Linked DNA regions of Homo sapiens: regions 2, 3 and 4 are each linked to region 1. Evidence: chromatin contacts called from ENCODE Hi-C data. All regions are on one chromosome and are shown on one strand. The core of a region is the stretch at or near the end of the contact, and the rest is flanking DNA. Distances in the headings are between cores, read along the strand shown.

Evidence for each region. Hi-C counts contacts between places; a loop is a spot of excess contacts on that map. Pooled maps may share reads with other maps.
Region 2: a pooled map shows a loop between it and region 1 (12-fold over the local background). The contact joins the promoter of ZNF211 here to the promoter of ZFP28-DT in region 1. A Hi-C loop is called at or near these places in 5 of 50 pooled maps.
Region 3: a loop to region 1 is called in a pooled map, with 6 times the contacts of the local background. The contact joins the promoter of ZNF530 here to the promoter of ZFP28-DT in region 1. A Hi-C loop is called at or near these places in 4 of 50 pooled maps.
Region 4: a loop to region 1 is called in a pooled map, with 6 times the contacts of the local background. The contact joins the promoter of ZNF416 here to the promoter of ZFP28-DT in region 1. A Hi-C loop is called at or near these places in 6 of 50 pooled maps.

Annotation. Positions count from the first base shown.
Region 1 is chr19:56,537,265-56,540,060 of GRCh38, reverse strand. It overlaps ZFP28-DT (ZFP28 divergent transcript), which reads left to right and starts at 1,327. Exons shown (of 3, transcript NR_183967.1): 1 at 1,327-1,636; 2 at 2,324-2,410. ZFP28 (ZFP28 zinc finger protein) reads right to left here and starts at 1,113. Exons shown (of 8, transcript NM_020828.2): 1 at 835-1,113; 2 at 345-436. The coding sequence starts at 1,042.
Region 2 is chr19:57,631,725-57,634,520 of GRCh38, reverse strand. It overlaps ZNF211 (zinc finger protein 211), which reads right to left and starts at 1,353. Exons shown (of 4, transcript NM_006385.5): 1 at 1,085-1,353; 2 at 460-498. The coding sequence starts at 1,174. RefSeq lists a silencer at 1,034-1,103 and enhancers at 1,544-1,593, 1,664-1,753.
Region 3 is chr19:57,598,525-57,601,320 of GRCh38, reverse strand. It overlaps ZNF530 (zinc finger protein 530), which reads right to left and starts at 1,436. Exons shown (of 4, transcript NM_001321981.2): 1 at 1,187-1,436; 2 at 542-593. RefSeq lists enhancers at 969-1,088, 1,179-1,388.
Region 4 is chr19:57,577,526-57,580,321 of GRCh38, reverse strand. It overlaps ZNF416 (zinc finger protein 416), which reads left to right and starts at 1,411. Exons shown (of 4, transcript NM_017879.3): 1 at 1,411-1,650; 2 at 2,224-2,265. The coding sequence starts at 1,618. RefSeq lists a silencer at 1,502-1,721.

The DNA.
Region 1 (2,796 bases), core at 78-2,577:
AAAGTGGTCACCAAACAAACCATGTATAGCAGAAGAGTCTGCCGTGTTCCTCAAGGGGCACAATTCCTCCATCAGAGTCCCTCTGAGAAAAGCGGTACAAGGGAGAGGCTGAATCATTTCATCAATCAAGAATGAAGGCTGATTGGGATGAAGAAGAAGCAGGCATCGAGGCCCCGGGCAGTTTAAACTTTTCCCCGTAGCCCATCACTTCACTAGAACGTGAAGAAATAGAAACCCGCGCCCAAACAGGTCTCTTAAACTGAAAACTTTCAAGAAAATAAGCAACATTAAGTCCCGAAAAGCAAGACTGCATTTCAGAGACAAGAGATGAAATGCCAACTCACCTGGGACATGGCTTTAGGTTCAATTCCTGTCCCCACAGCCTCCAGCTTCTTGTTTCTCTCCTGGGGAAGAGCAGTGTCCCTGGAAGGCAGAGCTGAAAGAGAAAGGAGTAGCTAGAGACCAGGTCTACACCACAGTCCCAAATCACCAGCCTAGAAACGTCCCTTCCTGCATGAAAAGGTGGGATCAGATCATTACCCTGCCTAGGGACTGCCACAACGTGGAGATAGGTTTTTTTCCTCCCTGGGAGCACGAAAACAGGAAAAGCGTCTAGTTAGAGTCACCCTGGGAAAGTCAACACCCTTTTACCGCGGCTTGCTGCTCTGAATCAGTTGAGCTTCCAAATCTTCAGATTCTCCCACTCCACCAGCTTCAAAGACCAGGGGCACAGTTCTCCAGCAACTGGTCCCCGAGAGCCCAACCCCCTCCCAGATCTCATCCCGAGATGAATTCGTCCCTGTCCGCTCGGCCCCAAACACCTGTCACTCTCACCTCTGTGCCCAGGCCCCGTAGGGGCCGCTCCTCGCTGGCCTTTGGATGCGAGGCCATTCCTTGAGCGCGGCCTTCCCCGGGCAGGGAGGGCCAAGGTGGCTGGAGTCCCTACAGTCGGGCCTCGGCCCGCCCGGGGCTTTGTGCGGGGGGCGCCTCTACCCGGGAGCGGCGTCGGCTCGCGGACACTCGCGCTCGCCGCCCCCCGCATGTCACCCGAGGCCGCGCGACGCCCTTCCGACCGGTCCCTCACAGACCCACACCCCTGGCCACACCCGCCCGCCACGCCCAGCGAACAGCCCCGCGCGCGCTCCCCCATGGCCCGGCATCCACTGGGCCGCGCCGCGGAGCCGCCCCGCCCCCGGCCGCGCCCCGCCCCTCCCCACCCCTCCCCGCTGCCCCGCCCCGCCCCGCCCCGCCCCGCCCCGCCCCGCCCCGCCCCGCCCCGCCCCGCCCCGCCCCTCAGCCTAGAGAAGCCCGGCGCTTCCCACTTCCAGTGCGCAGGCAGCGCCGCCGGAACCGGGCGTGGCCTCGGCGCAATGCCCGCTGGGAAGCGTAGTCCCAAGCAGGGACGGATGCGGCGGCCCTCGGAGCTCAGGTTGCAAGATACGGTTTGGCCCCGGGCCTATGCAACGCCCGTCCGTCCTGCCCTCTGCGGGTCGCTCTCACTTGTCCCTGGACCGCAGCCGCCGCATAAGTGGTGGCCAACGCTGGGCCTGGGTGTGGCCGGAAGCAGAGGCCGCTCTGACTACACACCCACCCCCCAAAGGCTTCTGGGAGTCGCGCAGGCGCAGCGGCAGACCGGGTGAGGCGGGGCTTGCGGCGAGGGGTGGGACCGCAGGGCCGGAGTAAAAGGGTGCTTGGCTGTGACAGGTGCTAAGGGCCTGGGCGTCAGCTCCTTGCGGGAGCGTCACTGCCGACCGGGAAGGGAAAGGCAATCTTGGGGGCCTCCGGAGTCCGGAGGATCACTCTGATGGGTGATGTGTGTGGGCTAGGAAGGGGGATGTAGAGAGCTTGTGGGATTGTTTTGGGTGCCCCCTCACCTTCTCCCATTATCTCTGGCTACACGGGCCTCCCATCCTCCAAAATACCATTTTCCATTTTGTAACCTATGTATTTGCACGTCCTGGGTCGAAATAGTCTAACCCCAAATTTTCGTCTGGGCTGGCTCCTTTATGCCATTCACTTGTCATCGCCTCAGAGAGGGCTGCCTAACGTCTCAAAAATACCAGCCCTGGCGACCTCTTAAAGTTCCCTTCCTGTGTGAATCACGGTCTGAAGTTAGCTGATGGATTTATTCTTGAACATGTTTAGGACCGGTCTCTCCCCCAGGGGCCTTATCAGAACTGGAGAGCTTCATCCTGGGAGCCAAGGGCCTTGCTGGCTCACAGGCAGTGATGCTGTTACACCAGTCATCACAGATGCACTGACCTCTGCACGCCCAGTCACACTGCACGCCTGGTCTCCTTACTCTTGAATTGATTTCTTTCAGGTCTCCTGGCCTCAGTGATGGAATTAAGATGACTTCTATCTCTGAATCCAAGGGTGACTGAAAGCCGCAAGCTGCAGAAAGGACAAGGTCAGCATTTCTCTCAAAGCACTTCAGTCTCATAGAAAAGGCTTAGTTTCAGTCAGGTGGACCTAGCCATGTAATAGCTGTGGCAGACACTGCTAATGGTCTCTCTGGTGTCTATTTTGCACTCCTTCCACAGCAGAACATTGATGCTCTTCAAGTGGCCATCTGCCCAGCTTATAATACTCACCTCCCCAGTCTCCTTGTAAGGAGTAGTGGCTCTGTAACCAATGAATTTTAAGTACACATTTGCTGGGGGTTTGGTGGATGTGTGGAAAGAGACACAGCTGGCATGTAACTCTGGCCTTTTGTCATCTCACACAACCTTCTTCCTGCTTGGGTATGACACAGGATGTCAACAGGTAGAACAGCTGTAGAGAGCTGGCAAAGGG
Region 2 (2,796 bases), core at 104-2,603, 1.1 Mb before region 1:
AGACCTTGGTGTCATTGATCCCTGCTGTCTCTTCACATTCCCATTAGTCACTGTGTTCATTCTGTTTTCCACTCTGTATCCTGTCAACACTTGGGTTAGATAAATCTCCCTCCTCTGATCCCAAACTCCAACTTCCTCACAATAGATGCCAAACTTCACAGAAATAAAGGAAACCTGCAGTTCCCTGAACCAGCTCAGCCTCACCTCCAAGGAGTTCCAAAAGCTGGTACCTACCTGTTTCTATCATAAATTTTCACCCATCTTTCCATTGGCTGCTCCAAATGGAAACATTGGCCTGGACTCAGGGCCCTTAGCTCAGGGATTCTCCAGGGTTCCCAAACCAAACGCTGAGAGAATGGTAGGTGAGTCCCATGACACCACAAATCTAAAGAAAATATCTGTCTGGGGAGGGTGGAGGGACATTCCAGACCAGTGAGGGGCTGAGATACCTCCACTTACCTGTGTAAGTTTGAAAAGCACCTCTGTAGCTATGGGAACCTGTGGAAAGACGCAGGCCTCAGAGGAATGTGATCATGGCAGTGCTCCATGGGCACAGGCCTTCCCTGTACCCTTGCCCCGGCCCAGAGCCACGTAACTTTGGGTCGACTGTCTAACCTGTGCGCCTCGGTCCTTAGTGCTGCCTCTCACCAGTTGTGTGGCCTTGGAAAAATATTCAACCTCCCTCTGCCTCAACGTCCTCATCCATCTCTAAAGTCTTTTCTTCCACTGAACAGCCTGCAGAGGATTTTTCAAATTTAACTCAGATGGTGTCTCTCGTTTGCGCAAGCTCTCTATGGCTCCCACGGCCCTAAGAATAAAGGTAGATCTCTCTCAAACTTTGTTCCCTGCAGTAACAATGTGGAGCCCAGGTTCCTGAATGCCCCCTTCTCGGTTGCCCGTCCAAGCCCTGCACGCGCCGGTCCTGTCCCTTGTCCCCCTGCCCACCACATCGGATGTCAGAAATAGGGGCCCCACCCACGAGCCTCAGTGTCCCCGACCCTGTGCTACAGAGACGTGAGCTGGTGCCTCTCACTTGGGACTTAAGAATCTCGGCCGGGGGAGGCCCGGAGATCGCAGCGCTCACCGAAGCCGGGTCCCTCAGTGCGGTCGCCATCCGAGTCTGTGGGCGGAGCTGGACCGGGAGCTGCGGGCGACCCGGGGGGAACCCGAGCATCGCTATCCCCAGGCCGGCCTCGCGGGCGGCTCTGCCCCCGACCCTCAGACCTGACTCTCGCGCCTTCACGGTCCGTCACTTCGATCCCGATGCAGCGTACCAAAGCGGCTGACAGACAGAACGGACCTCCGGGAGGGCAGCCAAAATGACCGCTGCGAAGACGCCACAAGTCCCGCCCTGGGGGGGGCGGGGGTAGACCCACACGGAAATGCCCCTGTCTTGGATTTTCATTGGATCAAAGTACTGCCGCTCGACGCAAGGCTTTCTGGGTAATGTAGTCTCCCCCAGGCTGCGACGGAGGGCGCCTTGTGTGCAGACAGCTGGGAGCGCTAGGAAGCTGCGTCTGCTGCCTTCCAGGGCGACTGAGGGGCTTCGGTGTTTGAGGTCTTAAGTAGGTTGACACTTGAACAACACAGGTTTGAGCTGTGCGGGTCCATTTACACGTAGGCGTTTTTTTTCCCCAATAAACGTTACTTCGAGTGTGCTCCTTTTCCTGCCTCTTCCAGCTCCCCGACCTCTTGCCCCAGAGACAGCAAGACCTCATTCTCTTGCCCAGCATGAAGAACACAAGGATGAAGACCTTTATGATGATCCACTTCCACTTAATGATTAGTAAATGTATTTTCCCTTCCGTATTCTTTTATTTTCCTTTTTTTAATTGGGTGTAATGTCAACGAGCCTCTTACAATTTTCCTGATACCCTTTCTCTGGTCTGTTTTAGTACAAGTATAGTTCTTATACTAAAATATATATAATGCATATATCATACAAAATGCATATATCATATATATTATGCATATATCATGCATATATCATACAAAATGTGTTAATCGACTGGGAGTTTATGTAATTCATAAGGCTTCCGGGCAACTTCATAAGGCTTCCGGGCAACAGTTGGCTATTAGTAGTTAAGACCTAGGGGAGTCAAAAGTAATACAAGCATTTTCAATTCCGCAGGGGTCGGTATCCCTGACCCCTGCGTCGTTTAAGGGTCAGCTGTATATCAGTCTCTAGTGTAGAGGTTCACTTCAGTATTTAGACATCATTTCAGATTCCATGCAGCCCACCCCAGCAGATCTCCACTGGTAGTGGGAAGCGAAAAAACGTTATCTTATTGCTCTTCAAATGCATGCAGCCTGAAGTGTTAAAGTCACTTTTTGTAGGTTTTGTCAGGGACAAAAGACACCAGACAGGGCTACAATGGGAAGATAGTGGAGGGATAGTGGGCAGCCCTGAAGCCAACGGACAAGGGAAGTTCCCTGCTTCTGGTGCCCCCAGAAAACGCTCTCCTGCCTGCAAAGTCAGTTTTGTTCATAAAACATGAAGCTTTAATACATGAATGTTCATTTTCCTTGTATAATCAAAACATTTAATTTTTTTTTGAGACAGGGTCTCACTCTGTTGTCCAGGCTGGAGTACAGTGGAACAATCATAGCTCATTGCAGCCTCCACTTCCTGGGCTCAAGTGATCCTCCCACCTCAGCCTCTTGAGTAGCTGGCACTACAAGCACACCACCACACCCGGCTAGTTAAAAAAAAAATTATTGTAGGAATGGAGTCTCCCTATAGGGCCCAGGCTAGTCTCAAACTCCTAGGGCCATGCAATCTTCTTGCCTCAGCCT
Region 3 (2,796 bases), core at 187-2,686, 1.1 Mb before region 1:
TGGCCACTACTCTGGCCCACATCATCTACACTCACCTGGACTATTGCAGTAGTCTCCTCTTTCCTCTTTGGTATTGCTACCAACTCCCTTAAACCCACAGTCTGTTGTCTGTGCTCAGCCACAGGAGCCTCATGAGGCCTGGGGAAGATCACCTCCCTCTTCTGCTCCAAATCTTCATTGCTGCCATCATCTCCAGAACAAAGACATCTGAGACAGCCATTTAGTTTCTAACTCCTGTACCTCTGCTCTCTGTTCCCATGAGAAGGAAATGAGACTTGAGGTTCTCTTAACCAGCTCAGCCTCACCTCCAAGCAGCTCCAAACACCTGTACTTATCTCTGGGACAAACTTCCACATTCATCCTATTATTTGCCAGCAACAGGCACCACCTCATATAATACTCACCCTGGACATATTTTTGTTCAGAGTCCCTAGGCTCAAGGCCTGGAAAAGCGGTAAGTAAAGAATCCCAGGTCACCACAGTCCCAATCCTAGAGATCCCATTGCTGGAATCAATGAGCTTCTGGATTTCCTCCACTTACCCTTGTAGGGTCTTCAAGTGCTTCTTACGGACCTGTAAGTACTAGTGGCAATCTGTGGGAGGAAACATGTTCTGAGAGGCAGGTGACCAAAGTGTGGCTCCATGGACTTCTGGTTCCAATGTGGAACACCAGAGCCAGGTGTCCAGGGATGACTGCTTTGTATCTGGGTGTCAGTCCTTGGTGCTGACTTTTACCAGCTTTGTGACCTCGTAAAAAGACTAGGTCCCTCCATGCCTGCTATCATCACTGCCCTTCCAGCGCGTTCCTCTGAACAGCTTTTGTGAAACTTTTAGAAGCGTGACTGGGGCCGTGCCCCTCTTCTGTCCTACGCGCTGTGGCCCTCAGTGTGCTGGTGAAACTCAGTGGGGCCAATGCAGCGCGGCGCTGCCCCACCCTCTGCTACCTGCACGCGTGAGGCCGGCCTGGGTCTCCCCAGCCTCCCGGCTCAGGCGCAGCTCCAAGCTGTTGCCCGCGCAGCCCCCTGACCGTGTCGCTCTCCCGCTCCCTGCCACACTACCAGAAACGAGATCCAGCACCAGCGCCTCACTGTGCCGGACAGTGCGGTCCGGGCTGCAGAAAACCCTTCACGCGTCCCTCAGTTTCGGGTGGGGAGGGCAGAGGAGGCCGGGAGGACGCAGCGCTCACCTGGGTCGGGGCCCTCAGTGCCGCCGCCATCGGACTCTGGGCGGAGCGGGCCGGGAGCGGTGGACGATCCGGGCGGAGACAAGAGCAAAGCTGTCACCACCGCCGGCGACCGTCAGGCCCCGGCTGTGCAGCTGAGAAAACGACTCTCCTCGCGCCTTCTCGCTGTCAGCACCTAGGTCCAGATCCGGCACCCGCGGATGGAACTGACACAAGCCAAAGTGCCCGCCACAGGGAGGACGCCGGAAGTTCCGCTCCGACAAGTTGGACAGAGCGGAAATGTCCCTCCCCTGAGCCTCATTGGCTCCACGCCAAGAACCTGGCTCACGGGCCTCTGGGTAATGTAGTTCTCACCGCTTCTTGGGCTGGCAGAGGTCGCCCTTCTCCTGGACCTCAGGGAGGAATGACCCCGTTGCTATGGAGAAAGGTGGAGGGGAAGGCTGAGAGGTGGTGTCTCCAGCCTCCTTGGACAAGGGAGGAGCTTCGCTGCTTTTTTAAGGTACCATACAGAGATTTTTGGAGGGTATTGTGTACAACTAGTCACCTAGGTAGTCAGAGTTATTCAGATACAAAATGCCTCTACCCTTGGCGAGAGCCTAGTAAACATTACCTTCTTTCTCCACACATTTATGTAAAGTAGAACGTTAGAGTCAGCTTTGTGAGTTTCATTATGCTCAGTAAGGAATAAGGGAAATAGAGTTTACATAGCGCCATGACAGGAATGATAAAACATCCGTTAGATCGCACCGAAGCTGGAGGACGAAAGAGGAATTTTGTCTCACAGAAAATGCCTCTCCTGCCTGTGTAATCGGTGAGTGTGTCTAGCCCTGTAAGGAACAGTGTTGTATTCATATAATATTTCTTCCTCCATATTCTTAGATATGCTTCTTTTAGGATTGTAGCAACTTTCTAAACAGAAGAGCCACTTAGCATATGCCATTTTAAAGTAGAACAGTGTCTGTAGTGTTCACAGTCAGAGCACTTGTGCAAAGGGGACATCAGAATACCAGAATAAAGGTTTGGGACACCTAGCTTTCATCTCTTTGATGGGAAATTTTGATCATTGATACTGTTACTGCAGGGACAGTGCTTGCATGGGGAGTTGAGATCATCTTAGAAAAACAGTTGTGAAATGAAAATTACTGAAACCTATTGTATTAGTCAGGATTCTCCAGAGAAACACAGAACCAATAGGATACATAGATGTACAAGAGGGGATTTATTATGGGACTTGGCTCATCCAGTTATGGAGGCTAAGAAGTCCCAGGATATACCTTTTGCAACCTGGTAAGACACGAAGGTGGGTGGTATCATTCAGTCTGCATCTGAAGGCCTGAAAACCAAGGGAGCCTATGGTGAAATTCCCAGTTGGAGGCTGAAGGCCTGAGAACTGGGTGAGGGTCATTCTTGTATGTTCCAGAGTCCAAAGGCCCAAGATCCAAGAACTTTAATGTTGGAAAACAGAAGGTGGATGATCCAGGGCAAGAAGAGAGTAACTTGCTCTTTCTCTGCCTTTTTGTTCTATCTTGGCTCTCAAAGCATTGGATGTTGGCCCCTAACACTGATGAGGCCAGATCTCCTTTACATTGTCTACAGACTCAACTGCTAATATC
Region 4 (2,796 bases), core at 162-2,661, 1.0 Mb before region 1:
TGATATCTCATTGTAGTTTTGATTTGCATTTTTATAGTGATCAATGATGTTAAGCATGTTTTCATCTACCTGCTTGCCATTTATCTGTCTTTTAAAATTTTTAGTTTTATGAGTACATAGTATGTATGTATATTTATGGGATACGTGAGATATTGTGATACAGGCATACAATGTGTAATAATCATATCAGGGTACACAAGCATTTATCATTTCTTTGTGTTACAAACATTCTAGTTATAATACTCTTTTAGTTGTTTTTAATGTACAATAAATTACTGTTGACTGTAGTCTCTCTACTGTGCTATCAAATACTAGATCTTATTCATTCTACCCTGTCTTAAGGAGGCCTTGGTAGCCATGCTGAGGTTATGGGGTGCTGCTTCCAAAACCAAAAGTATTATGGGCAGCTGGTATGAAGGATCATAGGCTTATGGTCTGTGAGATCCTGTATGTTTAAGAAAGCCCAGTCTTATTGCCAGTAATTACTGTTTTAATGGTGTATAGCATGAGGCTGAAAGAGACAGTTTCCTGCATTGGAAGCTTTTACTCAACAAATGGCCGTTGTATGTGGTTCAGAGATTCCAAGAGGCATGAGAAGTGTAAACCAAAAATAAAATTCCCAGCCCCCCAACCATCTGAATGCATCCTTCCTCTTGGCCAAGGGCATTCCAAAGTTAATCTGAAAAACTAGTTCAGGACGTGATGGGAAGTGAGGGTCAGACTTGCCCTCCTCCCCTTGGAATTCAGGCACAACTGACCAGCATTAACATTAAAACAGAGATTTTAAGACTTCTTGTAGCAATAAGACAGTGAATTCCAGCCTGATTGTAGTATAGCATTACATGACAGATAGCAGGCCCTGAAAGGAATTGAAGTATTTTACTCTAAACTTTATTTATTTGACATATTTTGAAGAGGCCCTGCAAAGGTGTGTCTTGTGGAATCTGCATTTTGCTGAGAATCCCCTTTCCTCTCCAGGGTTTTTTTATTTTCATGGTCCAGGAAAGAATTAAGAGTCTGGCACCTTTCAAAGTCTGATAGGAAACATTTACAATCTATTCCCTCTGAAGCCTGCTGCGTGAAAGCTTCATCTGCTTAATAAGAACCTTGGTCTCTACAACCTCTTATCTTAACCCAGACACTCCCTTCAGTGGGTATGGGACTGCGGAAATCGGCCAGCGGCCCCTTTAAGGAGCAGCAAGTCCCTGTCTCGCTCTTGGTGTCGCGCCTTTTCCTAGCGCCCTCCGCGGGCCGCTTAGCCCTTGTTCCGGGTGAATCTCAGGGAGGGCACCGGAACCCTGGGCTTCTGAGAACTACATTACCCATAATGCCGAGCGCCAAGCTGCAAAGACGCGGAGCCAATCAACGTTCAGGAACGGACCTGTCTCCGTTTGTTGCATACGGTAAGGCGGGACTTCCGGCACCGCTCCGAGATGGTAATTTTGGTGGTTCTCTACCTCGGCCCACGCCGCCTGAGTTAGAAACGCTGCCTCCGGCACAGAGCGGGGGTCGCCCCGCTGCGCATCAGCCGGTGGGTCGCTGGCGCTGGTGGCAGCCGTGCCTGGGTTCCCGCCCCGGGTCGCCCGCCGCTCCCGGCCCCGCTCCGCTCACAATCCGATGGCGGCGGCCGTGCTTAGGGATTCGACTTCGGTGAGTGCTGCGTCTCCCGGGCCTCACCTGCCCTCTCCGCCGGAAATCCAACACCCTGCATGAGGGGCGCCTGCTTGCGTCCCTGCAGCCCGACCCTAGAGTCCAGGACTATGAGGCCCTCGCGGGTGGGGCTCCCATTTACAAGCCTGGTGTCGTGGGCTGTGGAGGGTGTGGCAGGCGGAGGGGCCGGTTTCTGTGAATCTTGCTGGGACGATTGAGCCAGTAACGTTCACGCCCGAATGGTAAAATGAGGCTCTTTCTTTTCAAGACGCTGAGAGCCATGGGTGGTTGTGAACAGACGAGGCACATGGTCTGAGTTAGACTTTTCAAATTTTTTCTAAAGTTACTCAGAGTTGGAACAGCCTGGAAGGGGGATAACACCGAGGCACAGGGAAGTTGAGTCCTTGTGCAAGGTCCCACAGCAGGTAAGAGTCACACGGAACTGAGGAGCAATAATAATTTAGTCATCACCAAGTCACCTGGCTCCAGGGCTGCGCAGGGAAACAAGGAGGCATCAGCCCATGGAGCTTCCACCATAGTTACCTGCCTCTCATAGCCTTCCTCTTCCCGCAGGTTCCCGTGACTGCAGAAGCTAAACTTATGGGCTTTACACAGGTGAGTGGAGAGTGTTTCGGGCCCTCACTGATGCTGACCCCAGTGTTTGTCTCTGAGATTGTGTTCTGGGACTCTTCTCTTGGCACTCTTTGGGTCCTTGGTTCTAGGAATCCTGAACAAACATCAGTCCCAGGGTCATACATCCAGGCTGGAAGCTGGTATAGAATGGTTCCTATTGCTGGGAACCAGTAAAGTAAGGTGTGGAACGTTGTCTCAGGCTTAGATACCAGATGAGCAAGTGCTTGAAGGTCAGGCTGAGCTGGTTTAGGAAACTACAGCTGTTTTCTTTCTCATGGGAACTGAAAGCTGGGATGCAGGAATCAGACAAAAAATGGCTGTCAGTTGTCGGGTGTTTCTTCTGGAGTGTGTGATGAGCAATGACAGTTTGGGGGCAGAGGAGGTATGTGATCTGATCCAGGTCTCATCAGGTTCCCTGTGTGTGGCCAAGCTGAGAGAACAGGCTGAGTGTGAGGTATGAGATAGGAAGATAGTGAAGAAGGCTGCTGCAGTAGTCCAGGTGAGTGTTACTGG